Linked DNA regions of Homo sapiens: region 2 is linked to region 1. The links are chromatin loops, found by intact Hi-C in ENCODE. Cell type or tissue: dorsolateral prefrontal cortex. All regions are shown on one strand. Each heading gives the region's core, and the rest is flanking DNA. Links, peaks and the distances in the headings are about the cores only.

Region 1 (5,372 bases), core at 60-5,059:
TCATAGTCCCTACACATAGGCCTGGGCCAGAGAACTAGAAGTTGTTTAACTTGGTTCTTAGATCCAACTCATGCCTCATTAAATACCAATCAAGGTAGTATGGAATAAAAAATTTCATGCTAAATTCAATATGAGTTGAAAGATAAATATTGACTGGATATCCAGACAAAGCCAAGTTCCCACCTCCCCTAGACACTGATGCTGAAATCAGCCATCTCAGGTTTATAAAGATCCTCAGCAGCCTCTCCACAGAGCTGAGACCCCTGTAAGCAGCTGTAGAGGTGGGCTCTGGATTTTAGAAATGAGACTAGGATTTGTTTACGGGTACAGACATCTGAGTGGTCCTTCAGTCTCTGGCCCCACTCATTCTGCAAGGCAGCAGCAGCATCCCCAGCATGACTTAGAGTTTTCCTTTCTGTGAGAACATTCCTGGAGTCCTTCCATCCCTGTGACTCTTTGGTCCCTCAAGTTGGATGGGGACATCTTCTCTTAGGGGATGATTTTCATAACATTGTCACTTGCTGGTGGGCCCAGTAACACCTTTGTAGTCAGTGCTGATCATTATGTACTCATTTGAGATTTGCTGCGGCAACATTGTTTGTAATGTATTTGGGTGAGGAAGGGTGTTAAAGAGGCTGTCACAAAGTCTCCCTCTGGTAAAACGCAGGCAGTTTGAACATGCAAACTTCCCCTCATGGCAGCTTTCCCCTTTCCATTCAGTGCTTCTTCAGAGGCCCACTTTTTCCAGACACGGCGCTGTGATGACTGGTAGGAGCCACGAGGATGGCTGCGTGGGGAGCCTTGGTCCTGTCACTTCCTCTCTGCATCTGTGGACAAGTTGTTCCCCTCTAGGTGACTCAGATTCAACATCTTGCAAATGTCATTCTCAGAGACCTGAGATGATGATTCACTGAGATAAAGGACGTGAAAGTGCTTGCAGGATGTTAATTGGCTATAATCATTGTTAGCATTGCTGCTGGCACTCATGGACTTCCTGCAGCAGGCCTTGTTCTAAGCACTCTACATATGCTAAGGTACACAGTCCTCGTGACAACTCTTCTACATGGGCCATCATTTGTCCCCATGACATGGATGAGGAACCAGCTCTAATGAACCAGCACGGTTGCCCTTGGCCAACAGATATGGGATGTGCTGTGGGCCTCCTAGGTGGGAATACCCCATAAGGCTCAAAGAGCAGGTCGTATTTGAGAGGAGTATTGAAAGGTGAAAGGAATGTCATGTACTTAAAACCAATGGAAGCTGCCTCATATTCCAAGGGATGATATGGACATGTAGGGAGTGCCTGAGTTGGAGCACGAGATGAGCATATGTTGAGGCAGGGAAGAAGAATGTTGCTGAGGCCAGAAAGGCATTTTGTGCCGTTATGCAGGCACTTTTCTGCTTTGTTGCCAATATCACCCAGTGTTACAGAAAGGACCAAAAGCAGCATTCTCATACTGTCTAATTTTGCTCAGAAAGAGTGGCAGAAAATTTGTATCGCATCCAAACTGGTCTGTTTTTGGCAGCTGCGGGTCCCACATCCAGGAGGAGAGTTAGCAATTCTCTCATCAAGAAAATCTCCCCAGGGACCTGGAAGCAGCTTTGCCCAGTTCTCTGGCAGGGATACCAGAAGCCATTGCTGCCAGAAAGGTCGTGGTCTCTCTAAGGCATGGCTCTCCATGGCCGAGACCCATGATGATGAGGTACTCCTGCTCTGGAAGGGTCTTCCTCACACCTGCAGCTCATGAGAACCCTCCAAAACTGCTTCTAAAGGATGTTGGTGACATCAGGTGGTTAGGCCCATGACCTGACTCCCTGAGAAGGTGGTGAAAAGGGCGGTTGTCTAAACCACTTTCCTATTTAGATCCAAACTATGTGGACTGTCCTTCAATGAAAAAGAGGCTATCCATACTCCAAGCTCTTGCCAGAGAGCTCAGCCTGGAGCCAACTGCTGGCAGGAAGCCCAGCTGAGACAGTGGAGAACAATGGCTGCGCTTCTGCACCACTGCACACTGAAAGGCTGTTTCCACACACGGCATCTCAGGGCCATCTCTCCAGCCACCCCTCTAAGTGGTTCTTAGTTTTCAGTTCATAGATGCCTAGCGGGTTAATAGATTAATAAATGAGATTTAGGGATCCATGAACCCCTCTATAGCTGTATGCAAAATGTTGAGAGCAGGTATGTTTTTCTTAGGAGAGAGGCTTTAGTTATTGGTTTTTATTTATTTATTTATTCATTTTTAAATCAGATTCTCTAAAGAGGTCTCTGACTCTAAAATGGGTTAAGAACCTCCACTCTAAGGATGGATGAGTTTGGTCCTTATATTATGAAAGTGACCAAAGAAGCCACCCGTCCTGACCTTATTTATTTAGGTCCTGCTCTGAGATGTTTGTTAATATTATGGTCCAGCTGTTACCCAAAGTCAGATGAAGAAATTTCTGGATCTTCTAGTTAACTCCTATTGAAGACATGATCCATTAGATCCATTAGAGTATTTGGCACCAACCTGGGACCCAAGTGATACATTCTTTTTATAAATTGGCACTAGGAAAAACTTTGTACCTTTTGATGATGGGATGTATGTCTTTCTTTTTATCAACTGTTGAGAACTGTACGACTCAAGATGTTTGCCTCCTTTCTCTGGCTGCTGGGCTGCTGTGAAGTTCTGAGTTATATTTGATGTTCACTTAGTCAATGGTTACATTTGATGTGCATTTATTCAGGATTTTTGCTGATCTCCTGTGTTCTAACATCAGATAAGCACAGGGGAGAGAGGATTGAACAAAATAGAGGTGGTCCCTGCTGTAACACATGATGTTTAGCCCCCGGTTTTTGTGCATGTAGTTTTCTATTCCACTGCAGATTGTGAATAGTGGTGATCACCAACACCCAGTGTCCACTGTGTCCAGGCATGATCTAACTGTTTACATATATGAATTAATCTAGTGTCCCTGAGACACAATGACCTTAAGAGGTAAGTACTATTATGACCATAGTCTAAATATGAAGAAACCGAGGAAGAAAAAAGTTAAGCTTCTAAAGTTCACAGTGCTAGCAAGTGGCAAAGTCAACATTCAAAGCCCTTGGCCCCAGGCTCTGCACTTAGATGTGGAACTCACACTTCCATCCTCACCTTGCCAGCTGCTTTGTTGGGGCAATATTGTGTGTTTGTATGATGTAATTCACTCTATGGAGCATTTTACCCCCACTGCTGACTATAGTCCCTGATTTGCCTTTGTTTGGTAAATATTGCTCTTCCCATTGCTGAGATAGCAATGTCGACGTTCAGAAAGGTGAAGCAATTCTGTGCCTTTAAGGCCAACCTAGCCCCCAAAAATCAAGCGATCTGAGCCCAAGCCCAGAAGGCCTTCTTCCCACTAGTCTCACTCCTTTTCTCCTAATGCACATTTATGTGTCATTATAAGTGGCCCCAGTCCTGTGCAGGGATGCAAAAAGAAACAATACTTGGTGAATTTCATTTGAATACTAAGTGGAGAAGTGTCCAGTGGCCTTTGTTGGTTTTGTGACTTTGAAGATCCTCCAGTGCTGGTTAAATGTAAGATTACACCTGGTTAACACCAAGAGGAACCTGGAAGATCATTGATCTAGAAACTTCTGAAAGTTTTTTGGGAGGATAAAGTCTCCTCAGAGAATCTTATGCAAGTTATGGACACTCTTTTTCCAACCCAGTTCCCTGATCCTCATTCTTGTTTTGACAATTTTAATGATACTGTGACATTTCAGGATAAATTGTCATTGTTTTCAGAAAGAGCTTTCAGAAAGGCTCATTGCTTGTTTTCTGCGACTCTAAGCACCTTTCTCCTTGTCACTGAGTGGTGGAATATTTTCTTTTTTTTTCTGCAAAGGGGAAAAAGGGAAGTGTAATTTTCAACTCTCAGCGTAACTTGTCTTTGATTAATGTATATTGTAATCATCACAGAATACACAGCTGTCTATTAACGATGGAACCAAATGAGTTGAATAGATTATCAAAGAGCAGCAGCCCCAATTCCACTCTAAGGTACATGCTTGTCTTTAGAACATTAATCTCATTACAGGTTTAAGTCTGATTCCAATTTCCCTGACAGTCGGCAAGAAGGAGAGGAAGATTGATCAAATATGCCAGGAGCAGAGAGAGCGCAGATCTCAATGGGGCTGAGGAAAGAGAGCAGCATGGTTTCTTTTTTAAATGATTATTCCAAAGGGATGAGAAAGGCGGAGAAGAGATTCAAGGAGCATTGAGGATGGGTGGCAGGGTCCTGGGGTGAGCAGGCAGGTGACAGGAACAGGCAGAAGGGGCTGCCAGGGAAGTGGGTATCTCTGGGGCATTGCTGGTGAGGAAGAACCAAGCTGGTAGGAGGCAGGAGAGGGATGAGGGATTGTGGCAAAGTCACCAGAGCCAGACCTTCAGCCACACATCCCTCAGAGGCCCTTGCACATAGCACAGAGTGGAGTTCTGGACTTGAATTACTGACAACTCAATCCCACACCTGGAAGAAGGCCCAGGCTCTGCCACAAAGCTGGCCTGGAACTCCAGGGACAGAGGCCATAAAGCAGGTCTTATTCTAATTTGCTTGAGAGTGACCCTGAGGGCCTTGACCTCAACAGTCTCATTGATCATGCTTATACCCAAGCCACACAAGCCCAAGGAACTCCAGCACTCCCAAATACAATCCACAGCTCTTTTTCCATATCATGCCAGATCAAATTCTTAACACAGTCAAACTCTTTAGTGTCCCAAACAAGCTCCATACCATGTGCACAGCCACCCACATTTATACCCAACCTGAGTGCAAATTTTGAAAAAGAAAGTTGTGCAGTTCATTCTCTATCTTCAGCTACTCCTGAACCAGCCTGGGCATTCATCTTCATTCTTCTCCCCCAAATACTTCACTTTCTAGCTAAACCTACTCACTGTTCCTCAAAATCACAGATGTTTTTTGTATTTCCATTCTTTTGCGTATGCTGGTCCCTCTACAAGAGCACTCTTTTTCTCCTCATCCATCAGAAAACCTTCCTCTTAAAGTTCAATGCCCATCCAGCAGTCATTGAAGCAGGGTAATGGCCTTAATTTAGCCCCCTTGTAACAGTGATCTTCCTCGTACAGTCAGATTTCAGTGCACACTCTCTCTTGGCCACTTGTACACCCACATTAATGCCGCTACCATGTAGGGTGAGAGTCAAAGGTCCACCTGTCTACCTCACCTCCTTGTCTGTGAGTACTCAAGGATGAAGAGTCTGGCTTGTGAAACTTTGGTATCCTAAAGTCTATCATGGGGCAATAGTAAGTTATTAGAATAAATGAAGGGCCACACTCAGCTTTAAAAATCTTTCCAGGTCCCCCCTCACCTGCCCCACCTGCCAGACTCAG
Region 2 (5,372 bases), core at 293-5,292, 380 kb after region 1:
GCCCAGCCATCTCCTGGAGTAAATGCCCTTCTTGGGTCTGGAAGATGTGGGGCCTAATGCCAGCTCCAGACAAGGAGGAGGGAGGGGAGGAAGTCCCCTAGTTCTGAGACCTCTTGGAGCATGTAAGTGACAAGGATTCTCTGTGGGGCAGGGCCTGTGCCTTTACACAGCTCCTTCCACTGAATTTATCCCAGCAAAAGAAACCGCGGGGCTAGGCTGGCAATGCCTTATAGCTGAGCCTGCTGCAGGGGAGCAGGGTCGGGGTGCTCCACAGTGAGCCAGGACAGGTTCTCCTGGCTCCCCTTTGTCTGTGTCACCTCAGGCCAGTGGCTCCCCATCCCAGGTGACCAAACACTTATCCCAGCCTCACGCCACAGACAGCTCAGAAGCCGGTCCAGCTCCACCAAAGCACTTCCTGGAGTCAGAAGTATGGCTTTCTTCCAGCCCTGGATGGAAGGGAAAGAAAGGGCACCCAGGGCAGCCGGCCACCCCCTCCCTCCCCTCCTGCAGCCAGAGAAGTTGGTGCTCCCTGCTCAGGACATCCTCCCAACCCCTAACCTCACCTGTAGAGAGATAAGCGGCACTTGGATTGCAGGAACACCATGAAAGCTGGAGAATGTCAGGGCCTGATGGAATTTGAAGTCAGACAAGGAAGGGTTCAGATCCCAGCTCTGCTACCTACTGGGTGACCATAGGAAAGCCGCTTCTATATTGTTTTATCTGAGAATCTTTTTCCTCATCCGTCAAGTAGGGATAGCAGCTACCTATCTCGTAGGCGATTATGTAGAGTAAACACCCCGGCTCACTCCAACTTCTCCTTCAGGTCTCAGGCGTCACATCTCAGAGGTAATTCAGGCCCCCTGGGCCAGGCTGGGCTCCCTGCTAGGTCACCCACCCTAGAATGTATCACACTGTAAAGGGCGGGTCACCATCATGTCCCCGGGACCAGGCACAGCGTCAGACAGTGACAATGCTCAGAAAACTGCTGAGTGAGTGAGAAGCTGCCTCCTCCATCCTCGCCAGTCTCCGCCTCTCTGGAGAGGTGTTCTGCAGTGTCTGGTCACCCTGCAACCACCATGCAAGGAACCAGGGCTGGGCTGTCGCTGAGCAAGAACGCCTGCTCTGGACCTAACCTGCAGCTGGTTATTTAGGGACTCATGTAATTCCACGGTTGGCTGGAGAGCTGGCCCCCAGGGTCAGAGCTGGGAGGATAGGACACATTTGGGAAACCCTCCCACACCCCAAAAAGTGGACCCCCAGTCAGCCCCAAGGCCCAGAGGCAGCGCCGACTGGATGGAAATCTGAGCACTGGATCCAGCCTGCCCACTGTACAGATGGAAAGACTGCAGCTGGGGAGGGCGAGGCTTCCCTGAGCTCACACGGCAGGGACCGCAGCCAGCCTTCCTGTGCATACATGCAGGGAAAATTAGGGCAGGAAGCTCTGGGGATTGGGCTCCTTGCAGCAGCTTGCAGCCTGACAGGCTGCCCAGGCCAGAGAACCAGCCCCGAGGCCTCCTCCTGCCCCAGCTACTGTGGGCAGGCGCCCTGCTGCCCTTCGGAAGCAGCCCACGCCAAGCAGGCAGATGGTCGGCAGGCCCCCTCTTCGAGCCCCTGGGCCCAGATGGCCATCCCCGGCATTAGGTGGGGCATCATAGCAGCAGCAACAGGAAGCCTGCCGCCCGCCAAGGCCCATCGGAGAGGGAGGAGCAGGAGCTCCGGCCGTCTGGCCACCCTGCCCTGCCTCCCAGGGCCTGGCCATTGCTCTAGCTGAGCGACCTAGGAAGGCAGCATGCACAGAGCCAGGGGTCACTTCCAATGGTGCAGACCTCTCCTGGGGAATACTGTTGAAGGTGGCTCCACTCGGGGGGGACACAGCCCAGAACAGATGACTCCTTCCTGGGAGAGTGCCCCCCGCCCCTTCACTGCCTGCTGGTCAGTGACCAAGGGAATTGAGCCTCTCATGCTGCCAGAGACTTCAACCCCTTCAGCCCCTTGCATCTCCAAAGAGCTCCCTGGGGGTCAAGAACAACTATAACAGTAATAATAATAGCTAATGTTCCTTAAGGACCTGCACACTATTTTAAGATCTTTAGAGGTACAACCTCAATCCCTGAGGCAAGGCTATTATTATCATCCCCACTTTACAGATGAGAAAATAGAGGCTCTGAGAAGAAAAGTAAACTTGCCCAAGTCACACAGCTAGGAAATGGCAGGGCCAGGATTCAAACCCAGGCAGCCTGTCTCCAGAGCCCACCTTCCTAAGCACCACACATTTCTGGCTGGGCCCCCGCTGGTGAGTCCCACACAGCACAGTGCAGTGGGGCAGAGAGACACCCTACCTTGGGTTTCTGGGGGTGACTTGTCAGGTAATGAGCTGCCCATCACAGGCACTCACTTGCCTGGGCTGGTGCCTCCTGCAGTGGGCAAGGAGAAGCTCAGGTAAGCACTAAGAAGCAGATGGAAGGAGATATGCCATTGAGAACAGGCGTGTGTGTCTCTGGGAGAAGGCATGGGAGACCTAGAAGGGCAAACACACTTACACACAGCCTCACGCAAGGACACACTCACACGGTTGAACCCCTGATGCTCACACGTGAACACAGACATGAGTGAGCATGTGTGCACATGCATGTGGACACACAGACACACTCAGGCTGTTCTGGAGAGAAGTAGGACTCTACTATGACAACAGGACCAGCCTGAGAGCCCTTAACCTGCAGGAAGAGGTGCCCAATCTTGATGTTTGCCCCCAGAAAAGCATGCAGCAGCCCCTTCCCCTCTCTGAGACTCGACGTCCCCTCCCGTGCAAGGAAGGGGTTGTCTGAGGTCATCTCCAAGATCTTGGGCTCTGTGCCGTCTGGCCAGTCACCTGCGACTCTGTTCCCAGAGCCTGGCAGGGAGCTGTGACTCAGCAGCAAGAAGCCACGCAGGAGCCTGCCCGCAGCCCCCTCCCCTGCCAGCACACACAAAGGGCATCTTGTTACTGCAGCCGGCCAGCGGGAGGGCGGGAGAGGGCTGTGGAGGTGAGAGGCCAGGAAGGAGCCTGTGTCAGCAGCACTGGGGGCAGGGCGGGGAGGAGGCCCAGGCAGGGCTGCTGGCCGGCCACAGGGGCCCCAAGCTGGTGGGGAGGGCCCTTGGGGCAGGCAGCCGCAGGTGGGTGGCTGCAGGGAAAGGCTGGCCCCGGGCTCCTGCATGGAACCCTGTTTATTAAATTCCCTTTTCATTTGTAAGTTACAATCTGAATGAGCTCTCCTGGCAGCAGCTACACCCCTGGAACTTCCCAGCAATGTGGGGCAAAACCCATAGCCCAGGGCTCCCACTCAGAGCCTGAGTCTCGACTCTGCGTGATCGAGACATGGGTGCCCTTTGGATGAGATCATGGCCAGGTCGGTTTTGCCCATCTGTAAAACGGGGTTGCTGAGCTGAGGAGAGCTCGCTGTAACACACTCCCTGGCAAGATAGAAGTCACCTGGCTGGGACGTCCCAGACACAGGTTAGGACACCCTGGTGTCACACTTGCTGCTCCTGCTGTGGGACCCTGGGCAAACCACTTACCCTCTCTGGCCTCAGTTTCCCAGTTTATAAAATGGAGGTAGTGGGAGGTGAGAGGGAACTAGATAGAATATTCTTCCTGGAAATTGCTTGGGAATCATTTTTCCATGTGTCCTACATAGAAAAAGACATGAGACACTCAGGTCCATGCAAGTGAGGGGGTCAATCCAGAGTATATATGTACATGTGTACACACATGTGTACATGTGTGAACATGTGAGCAGACAAGCAGGTGTGTCCCCTCTCGAGTGTGTCCAGCCCTCAGGCCATGCAGGCCCTTCCCTGAGTAGAACAGGGCCCAGGGCAAAGGATTTCCAAGGCTGGTTATTCTTGACACTCAGGGACCCCCTAGACACTAGTGACTGATTTGAGAGGGCCAGGTAAGCTGTGGCCTTGCAGAGACCACTGCTCCAGACACTGTCTCCCCCAAGAATTCAGCAGAACTTGCTGTCAGTTGTCTGTCCACCCTAGACCGCGGTACCACCACTGGGCTGTATCACAAAGGACCCCATATACGTCGCATCCACATGAGTGCTGCCCATCCCCGCCTGAGCTGCACCCACGCCACAGCACTCTGAACTTTCTTGTGTGAGTATCTCACCTTCCCAGTGCCCATCTGTCTCCAGCTCCGCCAGGGAAGGAGCTCTGCATTCTGTCAGGAAAACAGATGGGACAGGCTTTTACGTACTGTGAAGTGCTGTGGGTGCTAGTTGTTCCACTGAATCCTTAAAATCCCACCCATCTCATGAGGTTCACATTCCCATTTAACAGATGAAGAAACGGAGGCCCAGGGGAGTGAGATAGAAGACCCAGGACCTGGATGGCTTCATAAGGGGACATGAGCACCACATCTGTGGTCAGAAGTGGATTCAGAAGCCCAAGGAGATTCAGAAGCTTGAGAATGGATTCAGAAGCTTGAGAAGTACAGACAATGACCCCAGAATCCCGGGCTGAGCCCGGTGACCTCAGTGAGCACAGAACCACCCTGTTAGCTGTGGTCTTAGGGGCAGCCAAGGCCTGTCTATCCAGCGAGCAAGCTAGCCAGCTGTGCTCAGATTCAGACTTCCCATCTGCCCTCCTGCCCATGAGGGATCCCAGGAGGCCTAGCACAGAGGGCTGAACTTCAGACAGAGACCAGCACTGGGGGCTCAGGCCTCAGGCACACCTCACCTGGCTCTTCTCCTGCCCTCCCTGCACCAGGGGCTGAGAGGACAGCAAAGCGCAGCATGGGTGGGCACTTCCCCAGGGCAGGTGGACTGGCATAGGCCAGATGCCGAACTTCCTGGCAATATAACGTCCCACTGACGGCCTGAAATGAGGAGTGGTTACGTGGCCTCTGGGGGCAACATTTAATAAGAGCTGCTATTTTAGGGATCCTAACTTGGCATGAGGCACTTCAAATTTGTTATTTACTTAGCAAATACTCCCCAGTTGCCTTTGAAGTTCTGGGTCCTAGGCGGGTACAAGGACATGATGGGGAATGAAGCAGACACAGCCCCTGCCCTCATGGAGTTCACAGTCTACTGAGGCGGAGGGGGGGCGCCATCTCTAAATAGAGACTCACATATAGATAAGAAACACAGAAGAGACCAGGATTCTACCAGTGTGGGAACCTGTCTGGAACTCAGAACCAAGGAGGACTTCCTAGAGGAAGTAACACTGATCCCAGATCTTCTGAAGAATGAATAAGAGCTATCTAGGCAACCAGGAAGGGAAAAACATTCTAGGCAGACAGAAGCTGAGGCAGGAGAGAGCAGTCTTGTTGACACCTGTAATTTTCATAATAACCTTAAGAGATGGAATAAGGCATCCCATTTTAC

Evidence for each region. Hi-C counts contacts between places; a loop is a spot of excess contacts. Peaks named below come from ENCODE experiments on the same cell type or tissue, not always from the same donor. Only the 100,000 strongest peaks of a DNase experiment are listed, where the experiment ranks them.
Region 2: a loop joins it to region 1, with 2.4 times the contacts of the local background. A loop is called at or near these places in 3 of 110 quality-filtered maps.

The regions. Positions count from the first base shown.
Region 1 is chr10:78,578,228-78,583,599 of GRCh38, forward strand. No RefSeq gene overlaps it. Among named protein-coding and RNA genes, the nearest start is that of LINC00595, 310 kb to the left of the region's middle. In dorsolateral prefrontal cortex, for the core only: a CTCF peak has its summit at 1,941; DNase peaks (open chromatin) are centred at 783, 1,598 and 1,974; H3K27ac peaks cover 2,180 bases.
Region 2 is chr10:78,962,261-78,967,632 of GRCh38, forward strand. ZMIZ1-AS1 (ZMIZ1 antisense RNA 1) reads right to left here. Exons shown (of 10, transcript NR_024431.2): 6 at 564-626. Among named protein-coding and RNA genes, the nearest start is that of ZMIZ1-AS1, 100 kb to the right of the region's middle. RefSeq lists enhancers at 2,469-3,029, 4,788-5,287, 5,294-5,372. In dorsolateral prefrontal cortex, for the core only: no CTCF peak of the experiment used is centred there; a DNase peak (open chromatin) is centred at 2,961.